Linked DNA regions of Mus musculus: all the other regions are linked to region 1. The links are chromatin loops, found by intact Hi-C in ENCODE. Cell type or tissue: left cerebral cortex. All regions are shown on one strand.

Region 1 (2,500 bases):
TAGGAATAAAGTTGTAATAAATATAGATGAATTCAGACCTTTGCTTGGAAACTGTCTACTGCTGTGTTATCTTCCAAAGTTGGTGTATTATTTTGCATGTTGTCAGTACTATATGGGATCCCATTTGTGTTTTAAATTGTTTCATTGTTAACAATGAAACTGTAGTCAGCATCTAGTTAGATTTGAACCCTCAAAACCAACCAACCTAATAAACAAACAGGCACAAAACCCAGCTCAGAGATTAAAACTAGGTAACAAAACCCTTATGGGTGTTGTTTTCAACTGCTATCACATAAACTTTGCAGCAACTACAAAGAAGGTTTATGGCATTCCACTTTGAAGAGAAACATCCAGTATAATGAGAATGGCAGGTCTGGTAATTCATATATAAAGAGAATGTTTTGTTCCGCAACTCATTCGCTGTTTGGCTTTTTGCAAAGAATATAGTATACTGAGCATTAAAACGGTGTGATGCGACTATAAAGTTATTATCACAAGTCTCAACTGCATTCCATTAGGTTGGCACTGACGCCACGGTAGCAAGATCAGGACTTTTATAGTGAACTCTTGTCTCATCCCAAGATTTGTGTTCCGGGTCCAGAAGCTGCATCTCACGCCAAGGCATCTCAGTTCCGCCTACCACGGTCCTCTCTCCCCGACAGCCCAACCACGCTAACCCCAGGCCCTTCGTCGCCCGCGTCCGAGGAGGCCTCCTTACCATGATGACAGCCGCGGAGCACCGGTCCGCGACCTCCCGGGTCTCAAAAAACTCTTAATTTCTGGATGTCACTGGTCCACGAGCCTGCCTCGTTCAGCCCAGGACGGGAAAGGGTAGTCCTTTAAGAAGGCCGAGTGGAGCGCAAGCGCCGCACAGCAGTTCCGTGACGTCTTTCCGTTCCTAGGCAGATGGGCGGAAATTGACAGCAGGAGAATTTTAGCTGAGACGCCACCGGAACTGCTTAGAGGGCGGAAGGTGCTTATGGAGCTTTTGTAAGCTGGGAGATCCGCGGGTTCCTTCTGCGGGTATGAGGGTGTCTGAGGTGGTGGGATGTGGTACCGTGTTGCCGGTTCCTCTCTTACTCCCCGGCGGACACTAGCAGAACCAGCCAGGCGCCCTGTGCGTGCCGCGGTCTTGCTGGTCTGCCACTGCTGACCTCGTAGCTGCTACTGACAGCGGGTTCCAGACGAGCACTCCCCGGCCTCCGGGCCCCGTCTGCCGGGTCACGGACGTGTTGCTTCATCCATTATGGAGGGCGACTGATTTGTTAGTCTGTTTCTGTCTCTCCTGTTGCTAGCGGATGCACAATTGGTTGAGATATGTTATATGGAAAATAAAACTACTGGCCAGGCCAGGAAAGCAAAAGGTACTTGGTTTTTGTGGACGCCCAGGACTTTCCCCCTAAGCTCTTGAGAAATCCTGTGTAATTAAGGGCAGTTTTTACCTTTTAGAAATCTGTGTGGTTTTTCCACCTTATTATTATTATTTTTTTTTTAAGATTTATTTATTTATTATATGTAAGTACACTGTAGCTGTCTTCAGACACTCCAGAAGAGGGAGTCAGATATCGTGATCGGATGGTTGTGAGCCACCATGTGGTTGCTGGGATTTGAACTCCTGACCTTCGGAAGAGCAGTCGGGTGCTCTTACCCACTGAGCCATCTCACCAGCCCTTATTATTTTTTTTTTTAAATGTGTAGTGCGTACCTGGTGCCCTCCGAGGCCAGAACAGGGTGTTGAATCATAAAAGATGGTTGGGGGGGCTAGTGGTTGCTGGGAATTGAACCTGGTCCTCTAGAAGGGCAGCCAAACTTAACCTCTGAGCCATCTCGTCAGTCCCCAGTTTTATCCTTGTACTGTAGTCACAGAAGTTCACTAGCTCCAATTTGGAACTACCAAAATTGAAAAGTACATCTCAAGAAGCCCTAGCACTTGGAGTCAAGCTGTTGCTTTTTTTTTTTTTTTTAAACATCCCTTCCTTTTTTGATGTTTTCGAGATAGTGTTTCCCTGTGTAGAGCTGGCTGTCCTGGAACTTGCTTCGCAAACAAGACTGGCCTCAAACTCAACAAAGGTCCGCCTGCCTCTGCCTCCAGAGTGCTGAAATTAAAGATGTGCACCACAACCGCTGGGCTTCAAACTATCATTTAAGTCCCCATAGTATAATGTTTTTGTTTGTTTGTTTGTTTAAATCAGAGCTAGCGCTGATTAGCATTCGTGTATTTTCAGGTGCAGTAAATTACGCAATTTCTCAAGCTAGAGTATGCTCCCTCTTCCCACATTGACTCCCTTACCTACTTTAGTTTTTTTTTTAGTTTTAATTTCACAGTTTTAGTGAAGCCTCCCTTGACACCATAACTGCTCCATTTCCCTTCCTTTCTGCAACATCGATGACAGTAGGATGTTGTATATTTCAGCCCCTCCCCCTAGTAGCCCTTGAGTTGGCTAGAGTCTGTGTGAGCACAGTCGTTGTTGTTGTTCACTGCTTTAGTTCAAATACTCCA
Region 2 (2,500 bases), 490 kb before region 1:
TTTGTGGGACCACTGGCTTCCATTAAAGTAATACAGTTTGAACTCCCCACATTCTGTGCTGCATCCTGGAAAGAAGAAAGGAAAGCTACAGTATAGCTCCTCCAGAGAACAGCAGAGCAGAGGACCGTGGGAACAGCGGAGCTCACCTGGCCACATGCGATGTAGATAGCAGTGACAATGTTTGCTGCGTGGGCGTTGTAGCCGCCTATGCTCCCAGCCATGGCCGAGCCCACAAGATTCTTGTTAATGTTTACGTCAACCATAGCTTCCGTAGTTGTCTTTAACACCTAGATCAGAGTATGTACGTTTTACACAGTCCCCGGGAGAACGGAGTAAAAGCCACTCACATCTACCGCTCTGTCTCTAGAAAGCAGGGGAATACCGGTAGCCCCATGTAAACTGTCCCAGGAGGGCTGACTACCTGCACACAGGCACGAACAATAATAAAACAACCATCTGAATGGAAAACTACTCTACAAATGTAATCTTATAAAAGGTTGCAGCATTCTCATAATGTTTTATTATTTTTAAAACTTACTTTCAGCCCTGGCTGGCCTAGACCTATACCCACCCTGGCTTCAGACTTCCAGGGCTGCTCCTGCCTGACTCCCAGAGCCGGGATTACAGCTGTGGGCCTCCACCCTGGCCTCAACTCAGCTAAAGACACTACCATGTAAAAGGCAGGCTGAAACATCCATCCACACTCACCTCTCTCACCACCTTGGCTGGAATGACGGCTTCACAAACCACAGTCTTTCCTCGTCCTTCGATCCAATTTATGGCAGCAGGCTTCTTGTCGGTGCAATAGTTCCCACTGACTGCCAGAATCTGCATGTCAGGAAAGAACTCCTGAAGCTTCAGCAGTGCTTTCTCCGTACCCTAGAAAGAAGCAAACAGACACAATGCGTGATGGAGCCCCGTTCTGACCACCTTAACAGTTGTAACGCAGCCGTTCCGGACACGAAGGTATTAGCTAGCCAATGTCCAGAACTCTCTGTATCTGTATCTGCCAATGCTAATGTTCCATAACCTGACAAAGCATCAATCACCCTTCCTGTCCCTGTGCCACTCGACTGGTGCCCATGCACTTAACAACTCTGGTTAGCTCAGATAAGTGGAACCGTGTAGACTTTGGTAACTGACGAGTTCCCTTAGAATGATGTTCTACTTTAATGCATCTCTCCCTTGTGCACGTATCCACCCAATCAACACTTAGCTTACTCCTTCCTGCTGGCTAGTATGAGTAATGAATGCTGCGAGCATGAATATACAGATAGCACTTTGAGACCATTTTCAATTCCAAAAGCAGAGCGGGAAGACAGATGACACAGCAGTTCTATTTCCAAGCTGTTAAAAAAACCACTCCCGAGACTAAACCACCAACCAGAGAGCACACATGGTGGGACTCGTGGCTCCAGCTGCCTATGTAGCTGAGGATGGCCTAGTCGGTCATCAATGGGAGGAGCGGCCTTTGGTTCTATGAAGGCTCTATGCCCCAGTACAGGGGAATGCCAGGGCCAGGAGGCAGGAGTGGGTGAGTTGGTGAGCAGGGGAATTGGGGGTGGGATGGGGGAGGGGATACCATTTGAAATGTAAATAAAGAAAATACCCAATTAAAAAACAGTATGAAAAATAAAAACCACAACCCCCCATACTATTTCTTACAATTTTTCATTCTTAGGCATTTAGTTATTTTCCTCTTTCTGAATAATCTTTATAAACAAAAAATCTGTAGCCTGACTAGATGATTTTAACATTTTGAATTTGTCTCTGGGTAAAAAGTTATCAGCAAAATGAAATGTATACCATATAAAAACCTCTCAGGAAACAAAATGAATGGATTATACAAACAAACTGAGTAGGTTTGATATCTTAAAGTTGGTGTTTCTTAGCAAGGTAACACCTGCCTGTAAACCAGCAGTCAGAGTCAGACACAAAAAAACTCACTATGAGTTGCAGGTTAGCCTGCTCTACACAATGTGCTCCAGGTTAGACCAAGGCTACAGTGAGACCCTGTCTCCCTCTCCCTTTCCTTCTCTCTCTCTCTCTCTCTCTCTCTCTCTCTCTCTCTCACACACACACACACACACACACGCACACACACACACACACACATTCACAAAGCAAGCAAAAAGTCTCTAGAAAAGGTCAATTTCAAAATTTGGAGACAATTTCTTTTGGGGTACCTTGGGTGTGCTCAGAACTGATCTGGGGCCCATACACCTCCCTACAACACTCAATCTGCACTGAGCTGAACCCTCAGGGCCACGCCTCCTCAGGAAGGAGTCGTTACTGGGCAACCTTCTGAAGTTTTAGCCCCAGATCCCTCCAACCCTTGTGAGGACATTTAGGACACAGACAGTGTCAGATCCACAGCAGTGCAGCTAGGCAGACCACTCTGCAGTCACGAGCTCTGGCTGCTCTTCCTGAGGGCCAAAGTCCAATTATCAACACCCACTGGAAGCTCACAACCATATCAAACTCCAGTTCAGAGAAATCT
Region 3 (2,500 bases), 480 kb before region 1:
TCTCACAAGCAGAGGCTCACGTCTACAACAGTTGTCTTGAGCTTTCTTTGAGGTCACGACGGGAGACGTGATAGGATTTTTTAATGACAGTGTCGATTCTGTCTCTGCTTGTTCAAAGAAAATATACTTGACAGCCAAAAGGAAGGCTAAACTCAGGGTAATCACTTGCTCAATGTCCATGCTGATCATCCTGGATGAAAGCCAAGATAAATGTTGTCAGTTCAGAAATAGTAAAGTCACAGCACAGCCCCATGAGAACACAGAGTATTGTGGGTTCCAGTCACTTACTTGGAGAGATAAAACTGCCAGAGAGAAACACTTGGTTCAATTCTCTTGGACACATCTTCGTCCAGACCCAAGGAAACCTTAGCCTGCTCCGCTGTGCTGTTCTGAGGAGAAGGATCAGCTATCCAGCGACTATGAGCGTGAACAAGGACCAAGCCTAAAGACTGAAGGGACATATTTTAAATTGTATACCTTCTGCTTTCTTTCTCGTCCCTCCCAACTCCATAGCCAGACACTTTAGTCCTCAGCCCCACTTATCATGGTAAGAAAGCCCCTAGTTTGTTAAATAAAAGCAATGGTGCTGTAAGGGTTCAAACATCCCAAAGAATAGCCTTTCAAAGACAGGGGTCTGTCTGTTCAGGAGAGCAAGAATAACAAAGACCATAAGCCCAATGGGGCATGGTGGCAAACACCTTGTATCCCAGCACTCAGGGGGGCTGAAGCAGGATGATTGAAAGTTCAAAACCAGTAAGATCCTGTCTCAAGACATCAAACTAAAATCCCCAGAACTTCAAAGCAACAAAAAACTAACTCAGAAAAAAGAGAAGACTGGAACATCACCGAAAGGAACAAATATTAGATAAACAAGATAGGAACTAAAAACACAAGCAAAAGCCCCCAAATACCCAAAGAATAAGACACACCGAAACTACAGATACTGGAGAAAAAAATGCCATTACCATAATCATCTTGACCCTTTGGGTTACGGGGTTTGGTTTATTTTCTTCTTCTTCTAAAACTCTGGCAAAATGGCTGAGCTGCCAAATTGGACGACCCTCACGGCTTTCACGAGAAAGCTACGAAGGAAGTGGGCACTGCGTTAGGAGGTATGAGGGGACTAAGGAGAGGGGCAGCATGGGAAGTACTACTTTACAACTAATGACACCAGGAAACCCCGCCTCACCTCTAGGACCAGCGACACACAGGCCGGGAAGAATGTCATGAACACAAAGTAGTTGGCCAACACTGACATGCAGCCGAAGCAGCACATGATCTCCAGCTGGCGGACGCCTGGGGAGAGAGTGAGACACAGCTGCTCAGTGTGGGTCTCTAACATGCCACTTAACTTACAGGCGCTTCATTATGCACAGCCAAGTCTCACTACATTACATCCTTTGTCATTTAGTACAACAAAATTAGCAACACAAAGATGATCTATGGCCTGAGGAACAGCAGTCCTGCCAGGACACAGACCCAAGCATCAGCACAAAGCTGTATGTAATGGGGCTGTTTCACACAGCTGGCAGACAAATGCTTCCAATTCTTCTATAAATGCTATCACTTTGGCTGAGACAAGCAGCTATAAGACCAGCTACTCTACAGGAATTACTTTATCCTCCAAACTACACTACTCCCCTAGACTCACTTATCATAAAAGCAATTAATTAGCCCATGTGTCCACGTTGATTTATAATATAATGCACAGATCAGTAGGCAGTTATGCCTTTCTGACACGGCATCTCAGTACACAGTCCTTACAGAGCACTAAGTGCAGCTCTCTATAACCCCACAGTGCCTACTGATGTTCTAAGCATTTTACTTCATTGACCTAATCTGAAAATGATACAATGCAAAAATGTTAATAACTCAAGAGTGAAAATTAACAAACATTTCACCACAAAATTATTTCAAGGATCAGTCGGTAATCTCAAATAGAAGGTGCCAAAATTGTACAGACCAGAAAAAAAATTAAGATCACCAACTCCTACTCTTTGGCTCAAATTAAAGTAAAAAACTACATTACATTATTTATTCTCACAACCAAGGGCATCTGAGAAACTGCAAGTTATACATATAATAAATAAAGCAAATCTATACATTCAACTTAAACACTAAATGAATAGATTTTCATAATCAATACTTAACCAATGCTTTTCACAAATCAATCACCAACTTTTTTTTTTTTTTGGTTAAACTCCCTGTTGCCATCATTCTTCCTGACTGTTCCAAAAGCAGCTGCTCTGCCACTTTGATGTCACACAGGCCACAGCTCTAGTCCAAAGACGTCTGAGCAGCTGTGGCTTGTATGTGTGCTGGGAACTGCACCCTGTACCTTTATATGTGCAAAGTACATAGTAGCACTGAGTTAGCTACACTTAGCCCAACCCTTTTCTGAACTGGCCTTTTCAGTTATGCCCAGGATGTGGCAGAATGTGTCCAAAGCACATACAAGCTCCAGGATCAATCCCTCACACTGTGTAAAAAGGTAGGCAGT

Evidence for each region. A loop is a pair of places that touch in the nucleus more often than their neighbours do. Peaks named below come from ENCODE experiments on the same cell type or tissue, not always from the same donor. Only the 100,000 strongest peaks of a DNase experiment are listed, where the experiment ranks them.
Region 2: it touches region 1 in a loop (2.5-fold over the local background); 7 of 42 quality-filtered maps call a loop at or near these places.
Region 3: a loop joins it to region 1, with 2.6 times the contacts of the local background. A loop is called at or near these places in 7 of 42 quality-filtered maps.

The regions. Positions count from the first base shown.
Region 1 is chr13:97,137,037-97,139,536 of GRCm38, forward strand. Nsa2 (NSA2 ribosome biogenesis homolog) reads right to left here and starts at 890. Exons shown (of 6, transcript NM_021552.5): 1 at 719-890. The coding sequence starts at 721. Gfm2 (G elongation factor, mitochondrial 2) reads left to right here and starts at 901. Exons shown (of 21, transcript NM_177266.5): 1 at 901-1,023. In left cerebral cortex, a CTCF peak has its summit at 1,561 (motif pointing right); a DNase peak (open chromatin) is centred at 890; H3K4me3 peaks cover 1,928 bases; H3K27ac peaks cover 1,196 bases.
Region 2 is chr13:96,651,950-96,654,449 of GRCm38, forward strand. Hmgcr (3-hydroxy-3-methylglutaryl-Coenzyme A reductase) reads right to left here. Exons shown (of 20, transcript NM_008255.2): 16 at 709-879; 17 at 147-287; 18 at 1-65. Among named protein-coding and RNA genes, the nearest start is that of Hmgcr, 18 kb to the right of the region's middle. In left cerebral cortex, no CTCF peak of the experiment used is centred here; a DNase peak (open chromatin) is centred at 1,317.
Region 3 is chr13:96,658,929-96,661,428 of GRCm38, forward strand. It overlaps Hmgcr (3-hydroxy-3-methylglutaryl-Coenzyme A reductase), which reads right to left. Exons shown (of 20, transcript NM_008255.2): 7 at 1,190-1,296; 8 at 966-1,082; 9 at 289-449; 10 at 1-190. Among named protein-coding and RNA genes, the nearest start is that of Hmgcr, 11 kb to the right of the region's middle. In left cerebral cortex, no CTCF peak of the experiment used is centred here; a DNase peak (open chromatin) is centred at 1,396.